Regions from separate parts of the Homo sapiens genome. Here region 1 is linked to region 2. A link is an interaction called in ENCODE POLR2A ChIA-PET data of the cell type or tissue named here. Cell type or tissue: GM12878. All regions are shown on one strand.

Evidence for each region. Peaks named below come from ENCODE experiments on the same cell type or tissue, not always from the same donor. Only the 100,000 strongest peaks of a DNase experiment are listed, where the experiment ranks them.
Region 1: POLR2A ChIA-PET joins it to region 2 with 5 read pairs; 2 of 35 experiments call an interaction of 5 or more read pairs at or near these places.

Annotation. Positions count from the first base shown.
Region 1 is chr17:17,049,448-17,053,447 of GRCh38, reverse strand. All of the region lies in intron 1 of MPRIP (myosin phosphatase Rho interacting protein), which reads right to left. Among named protein-coding and RNA genes, the nearest start is that of MPRIP, 9.0 kb to the right of the region's middle. In GM12878, no CTCF peak of the experiment used is centred here; no DNase peak of the experiment used is centred here.
Region 2 is chr17:16,954,948-16,958,947 of GRCh38, reverse strand. All of the region lies in intron 1 of TNFRSF13B (TNF receptor superfamily member 13B), which reads left to right. Among named protein-coding and RNA genes, the nearest start is that of TNFRSF13B, 15 kb to the left of the region's middle. In GM12878, no CTCF peak of the experiment used is centred here; no DNase peak of the experiment used is centred here; H3K4me3 peaks cover 1,894 bases; H3K27ac peaks cover 1,974 bases.

The sequences.
Region 1 (4,000 bases), 94 kb before region 2:
CATATAACCCAGTATTTACAAACTCTGCCCTTGCCACAGATCCTGCGGTTGCTGAGGACTTTGGAAGCATCTTCCTGCATCCTCATCAGGACCCAAAGCCATGGGTACTATTATTATAACCCCCCAGTTTTCAGATGAGGGGCATAGATGCTTCAGCTCTAAGTAACTTGCTCCATTAGCATGGAAAATGGAGCTAGAATGGAAACTCAAATCTGGGCTCGCCACCATTCCAATTCCCTTGCCTGGGCGCACTGAAATGAAAAGTGGGACTGTGTCAGATTTCTAGGTCAGAGCAGGTCCCCAAGCAGAAGCCATGCAAATGCCCTGACCCACCCCTCCCGCGGCCCTGAGGCTCCTGAGCCTCAAGTGGCTCACCCAGTCCTGATAGTGAGGCTCTGGGTATGGCATCAGGAGACCCAGGAGACATGGCCCCTTTCTCTGGCTCAGCTGGGGCTCCCTGCAGCTGCTCCCCCTTCCCTTGGCCCCTTTATCTATGGGAAGGACCACGAGGAGGTCAGAAACCTTGTGTGGAAAGTGCGCCACGGTTGCTTGTGGGTCTGTTAAATCCAGTGCCTCAGAACCTACAGAGATCAAGGACAAAGCTATTTCCTGATTCTGAATTCCTCTTTCAGAGGAAAAAATTGTGCTTCCTGTTCAGAGCTGTGCCAAAGGTGTGGCTGCTGCCTAGGCCAGTAGCCCATGTTGGGGATGTGGGGCACCCCGAGGCTGAGGAGAGGTGAAGATCTGGGCGATGCCCTGCACAACAGCCTGCACCGTTCACACACACGCCCCACCACACACTCAAGAACTAAGGAGTCCAAGTTGGGGCAAGGCCCTGTTCCTGATAGCAAAGGTTAACACTTATTAGAGACAAGGTGGCCAAACAGGACTTTGGAAAAAATCGTGCTGGACTTCCTGTGACCTAGGCAGGTCGCTGAACCTCTGCTGAACCTCTCCAGGTCTCGGCGGCTCCATCTGCTAATTGAAGACAATCCCTCACCTGCATAATGTGGGGGAAAGGCAGGGAGGGCAGGTGCAGACAGCCCCAGCAGGTCCCTCTTCCCAGGGCTAGGAACTAGAAGTCCAGGAAACAGCTGTGATTTATTCTGCAGCACTGCAATATACCAATCTCCCTACTACCCATCTGCCCCGGGGCCAAACAAAAACACTAAGGAGTTTACAAAGCAAAGTGGCCTTCCCAAGGACAGGGAGGATGAGTCTGGAGCCAGGGTGGAGTCTGGAGCCAGGGTGGACTCTGGCACGGGAGCCTCATGGAGCTGAAATCTGTATCACGGCCCCATTGCTGAGCAGCTCAGTGACCTTGGGCAGGCCGCTCAACCACTCTGAAAACTCAGGGTCCCCTCCTCCGAGGGAGGCCTTGCTGCCACCAGCCCTGCTGGCCACCCTTGCCTGCTGAGGTCTGTGTGAAATCACGGGCTATGACACAATATAGTAGGTAGAGGTTCAAAGGATCCGGCAGGCCCATCCACTCAGAGTCTCGCTGCAAAGCAGCTCTGACACCAGGGCCACCTCTGGCACAGCATGCAACCGCCAAGCTGCGCCCAAGGGGAAGGAGCCAGAAGGGTTACAGGCTCCAGGCAAAAACCAGGCTGTGGTTTCATGTGAACTAGGATGACCCTGACTGAGAAAACCAGTGAGTGGTTTGGAAGATTTCAGTTCCAGCTTCCAGAGACAAAATGTCAGTGAATCAACCCCCTAGGTGCTCTTGCCCCCAACGGAAGTGACAATGCCTTGAGAGCTCTGGGTAGGGCATGGGGGCTCCATTCCAGAGCAGCTGTAAGACTGCCTCAATTGCTAAAACTGGAAAAAGCACAAAATCTAGGGCAGAGTTTTCGAACCTGCCCCAAATGGCCCCAGAGATGACCCAAGGCCCTCCCCCGCCACCCCGCCCCAGGATGGGAGGCCAAGCTCCAGGCTTTGGCTGCCTTGCCCAGAGCTGCACTGCTTTTGATGAAAGCTTGAAAACCATCCACCTGGTCCAACGGTGTCATTCAGCTGAGAAAGAGTGGCTTGGGGAATGAGTTTCCCAGGATAAGAGAAGAGCCCGTTTTCTTAGGTCAGATGCTTCCAAATTAGCACCCAATGATCCTCCATGTCCAGTAGTAGGATGTCTTCCCCTGTGCCTCGCTGCCACACTCTCTCCCTCTTTCAAGACTAAGTGGCAGCTTGGGAACAATTTAAACATTCTGAGTTAAATTTCTTTATTTCTGCTAAAGAACATGAGGTTGCCCAAAGAAAGGCTACTTCCCCCAGAGGCGGCAGCCAGCGTGCTTCCTGGAACATCCCTCACCACATGGGGGGCTCAGGAACTCCCCATTCCATCAGCACACTACTCTGCAAAGAGAAGGCAGGCACCCGCTTTACAGGTGGGAGACATAAGTCACCTTCCTGGGTCACCCTGCACATTTGTGTCAGGAAGAGAACATAGGCCTTGGACTATAGTCCTTCTGTGTGGCAAGGGAAAGAGAAATCAGAGGAAAAGATCAGGTAACAGGCTAGAACCCAGGGAAAAAAGCTAGGGTGCAATTACATAATACTGGAACATTGCACGTCCAGTTTAGAGGGGGATACGCCAGCCTGCCCACCACGGCCCTCACCGGCTCCCCACAGGACAGGCCTGAGGCCCTGGCAAGGACCTTCCTCCCTTCTGCCCCTAAACTCTGCCTCTGGGCAGGGAGTGGGGATCAGAGCCCAGAAGAGAACTTCTAACACACCAAAAGAAGCCATCAAAGATGTGATAGTCAAAGAAAGAAACTTCAAAAGTTGGCAATAGACACCAAGGGCCAAGGAGGAGTGGGGACACAAACAGGAGTAACAAGTCCCAGAGAAGCAGCACTCCAGGAACCTTCCAACCCAAGGCCCAAGGGAGGGACGGAGGAAACTCACCACCACCTGTGGCACCCCAGGGCTGCCACCAGGACTGCGGGCAGCGGCCACACCACCAGGCTACTAAGCAGTGGGAAAGTGGCTCGTCTGAGCTGAAATGTGCTGTAACGTAAAATGCGCACGTCATAACTTTTTTGCATGGTGTAATGACAGTATTTTGGATATATCTGGTTAAATAAAACATAATTAAAATTAATTTCACCTCTTTTTTTTTTTTTTTTTTTTTGAGACGGAGTCTCACTCTATTGCCCAGGCTGGAGTGCAGTGGCGCAATCTCAGCTCACTGCAAGCTCCGCCTCCCGGGTTCACACCATTCTCCTGCCTCAGCCTCCTGAGTAGCTGGGACTACAGGCGCCCACCACCACGCCCGATTAATTTTTTGTATTTTTAGTAGAGACAGGGTTTCACCGTGGTCTCGATCTCCTGACCTCGTGATCCACCCGCCTCGGCCTCCCAAAGTGCTGGGATTGCAGGCGTGAGCCACTGTGCCCGGCCCCGACTAATTTATTGTATTTTTAGTAGAGACGGGTTTCACTGTGTTAGCCAGGATGGTCTTGATCTCCTGACCTCGTGATCCGCCCGTCTCGGCCTCCCAAAGTGCTGAAATTACAGGCGTGAGCCACTGCACCCGGCCCCTCTTTTTACTTTTTTAACGTAGCCGCTGGAAAATTTAAAATTTCCTATGTGGCTTCCATTACAGTTCTAGAGGACAGGGCTGGTCTGAGGGGTGGCACACTGTGCCCCTGTGCCAAATTGGCCCACCAGCTGCTTTTCTAAGACCCCAAAACCAAGAATGGCTTTTACATTTTTAAGTGGCTATATCCTACACAACCTCCTCGATTTTGCCTGTTGGCCTGCAAAACCTAAAATATACAAGATTTCTTTTGAGTAAAAGGCTCCGGGATTTGATGAAAGCTTGAAAACCACCGACCTGGTCCAACTGTGTCATTCAGGTGGGAAAGAGTGGCTTGGGGAAGGAGTTCCCCAGGATAAAAGAAGAGTCCTTTATAAAAAAAATTGCCAAGCCTTGGTCTAGACTCTAGAAACAATCAGATATTCACTCCAGGTGACACAAGGAGCAGAAGGCAGGTGT
Region 2 (4,000 bases):
TGTTCTTGATGTCCTCTATTTTCTTATTTATGTGTCTGGTAGTTCTGTCTTATTATTGAAAGTGAGGTACTGAAATATCCCAATATTAGTGTAGGACTATCTATTACTCCCTTCAACTCTGTCAATTTTTGTTTCATATATTTTGGAACCCTGTCATTAGGTGTGTATACATTTATAATTGTTACATCTTTATGCTGTATCCCCTTTATTAATATATATTGTCCTTCTTTGTCTTTTGTAATTTTTTTGTGATTTAAAGTCTGCTTTGTCTGACAACAGTATAGCTGCCCCAGCTCTCTTTTGCTTTCTATTTGCATAAAATACCTTTTCCATTCTTTTACTTTCAACTTCTATTTTACCACTATTTTACTCATTGCCTATTAAATCATATAGGAAAAAATTGGAGTTACAAACCACGCAAAAAGTAAAATAATTCTGGCTTTGTATTTTTTTTTAATCTAAAGTAAGTCTCTTATACACTGAATATACATGAAGCCTGTGGGTTTTTAAATCCAATCTGCCAATTTTTTTTTTTACTAGCAGAGTTTAGTTCATTTACATTTAATATGATCACTGATAAAGATTTACTTCAGCCATTTATATATTTGTTTTATGTATGTCTTACATGTTTTTGTTTCTTCAATTACTTCATTTTTGTATTTTGTTCATTTTTTTTGTAGTGGGCCACTTTGAGTCCCTTTTTCTTTCTTTTTCTATACATATTTTAGTTATTTTCTTGGGGATTACAATTAATATCTTAAACTTATGACGTCCTAGTTTGAATAATATCAACTTAGTTTCGGTAGGTCATAAGAGCTTTGCTCCTGTATGTCCCTGCCTTTCCCTTTATATTGTGATTATCACATACTGCATCTTTGTACACTCTATGACCACTAACATAGGTTTGCAATCACTGTTTAACTCATTGCCTATTAAATCATATAGAAAAAAAATAGGAGTTACAAACCATGCAAAATGTAAAATAATTCTGGCTTTTATAGTTACTTATTTAGTTACCTTTATATTTACTTCACTTTTTCTTATGTCTTCAAGGTACCGTCTAGAGTACTTTTATTTCAGCATGAAAGACTCACTTTAGGATTTCTTGTAGGGCAAGTTTACTGATAATGCACTGCTCAGATTTTGTTTATCTGGAAAAGTCATAATTTCTCCTTCATTATTGAAAGGTGATTTAAAATTATATACAATTCCTGGTTGACAGCTTACTGTTTTCTTTGAGGACTTTAAATATATCATTTCACTACCTTCTGGCTGCCATGGTTTCTTAGGAGAAATCAGCTGTTACCGTATTGATGATCCTTTGTACACAAGAAGTTGCTTCTCTCTTGCTGCTTTCACAATTCTCTCTGGCCTTGGGTTTCCTTGATTTTATTGTAATATGTCCTGGTGTGGGCTTCTTTGAGGTTTTCCTGCATCAAATTTATTGAGACTCCTGAATGAGTATATTCACGTCTTCTCAGATTTGGGAAATTTGGGGCCATTATTCCTTCAAATACTTTTTCTGCCATTTTGTCCCTTCTCCTTCTGTAACTTCTATGAGCATACATTAGTACATTTGGCTCTGTTCAATTTTCCTCAATCTTTTTTCATTTTTGCTACACAGACTATTATTTCAATTGTTTTAAGTTTGCCAATTGCCTCTTCTGCTTGCTTAAATTTGCGATAGTTCCCTTCCATTAAGGTTCGTATTTCACTTTTTGAACTTTTTCATTCCAGAACTTCTGTATGGTTCTTTAAAAAAAAAAAAAAGACTACTTTTAGAGCATTTTTAGGCTCACAGAAAAATTCAGCAAAAGTACAGAGAGTTCCCACATCCCTGTCCACATCCCCCCGCACAGCCTCCTCAACTAGCAACATCCTAAACCAGATGGTGCATTTGTTACAATCAGTGAACCTACACTGACACGTCGTTATCATTTAAAGTCCGACGTTTACATTAGGGTTCACTCTCAGTGTTGTACATGGCTTTGAACAAATGTATGCGGACATGTGTCCACCATCGGAGTATCTTGCAGAGTAGCTTCACTGCCCTAAAAATCCTCTGTGCTCCACCTACTCATCCCTCCCATCCTCCAACCCCTGGGAATCACTGATTTTTGTATTGTCTCCATAGTTTTTGACTTTTCCAGAATGTCATGGAGTTGAAATCATACAGTAGACTTTTTAGCTTTGTTTCTCTCACTTAGTAATATGCATTTGAGGTTACTGCATGTCTGTTAATGCCTTGATGGCTCATTTTTCAGTATTGAATAACAGTCCATTGTTTGAATATACCACACTTTATTTATACATTTACCTACTGAAGGACATTTTGGTTGCTTCCAAGTTTTGGTTCCTTTTTTTACCACTTCTTTCTCTTTACCATGTGCTCATTGTGTTCACACAACATTTTCCTGACTTCCTTTAGTTCTCTGTCGGTTTCCTTAAGCTCATTGAACATGCCTAACACAAATCTTGATTTCACACCTTTGACTAGTAATCCCAATATATAGACGTCCCTGGAAATGGTTTCTGTCATAGTCTGTATTTCCTGTAAATGTGGCAAAACTGCTGCTTTGTATGCTTTGTAATATTTTTTTGAGACCTGGACATTTTGAGTGTTACGTTGTGGTGACTGGAAATCTAACCTTACCACTCCTCAAGGATTGCTGAAACTTGCCTGTTAAGGGCTGAAGCCATCTGTTTGTGACTTTTCCAAGCTTTTAGTTTTAAGCTATGTATTTTTCCAAATTTAATTTGTATTTTTGCACAGTATGTATTCCTTGTTGTGTGTAGTCACTGAAGTTTCTGTTCTTTTATCTCTGCAGTCAACCAGTGACCCAACAAAGATTTCCTTAAGTGCTTGGCTCCCAGACCAGAGAAGGATACTGTCTCTTTAAATCCCGTGGAAGCCACTTCAGCCCTTGAGGGTTGAAACAATGTCCTTTGTGCCGGCCCCTCAGTGGTCACAGGTAGCCATCAGCAATCAGAACCCACAACCTCAATATTTGGCGGACAAGGGTCCTTCTTGCTTATCCTGGCTCTAGCCAAGTGGCACTGCCATGGAATAGTAAGTAGCCACTACCATGTGATAGGCTGAAATTCCTAAAATTTACCATCAAGCTCTCCCCTGGACAACTCCACAGTTCCCAAATAGTGACTTCAGACAGTGGCTGGCAGCTCCGTAGTCATTTAGCAGGAGGCACAGATTCCCAGAGCTTGCCACTTTACTGCTTTCCTCCATGTCACTCCTCACATCCCAGGATTGCTTTTGAGATGTCTTGACTTCGTAAATATGATGATGTACCCTAGTTTGTGAGACTGTATTGCACTGATACTTGATTGACTCCTTCAGTCTGGAGCCAATGTCCTTCCAATCATTAGTCAACCTTCGGAGCTCCTGAAATGATTCCATAATCTCCTATCTTTTGTCTCTTATTTTCTAGACAATTTATTCGATTACATCTTCCAGCCCTTCTACTGATGTTTTTATTCTGGCTATAAATTATAATTCTAACAATTCTCATTTGTTCTACGAACGTCCTTTACAATAGTCTGCTGTTTTGTTTCTTAGATACACAATCCTCTCTTATATTTCTGGGGATCTCAACTGTTGCTGCTCTTGTTTTAAAATGCTCTTCTGTTTCCCGCGTGTCTTCGTTGGCACCAGGTGTCTGCCTTCTGTTTGGTTTGAGTTTGCTTTCCTGCTAGAGGCAGTGCTCCCATATCAGGTGACCCTTGGCCATTGGTTCACAAGTCAGACTGAGGCACTGACAGCTGCCTGGAAGTTCTGGGTAAGCAGTTGGGCTCACTGACGTAGAAGCTTTGCCCCAGTGGGATCAGGCAGGGACTTGGACATTTTCTGGAGAGAATCTCCCGCTGTCAGTGCCTCTGGGTCTTTTCCTTTGGGTCTGTTTTCCCAGAGCAGAGACTTCTGATTTCCTGCCAGTTGCAGGGTAGGGAGGGAGGCATCTTTAAAAACCTGGTTGCCACACTCCTT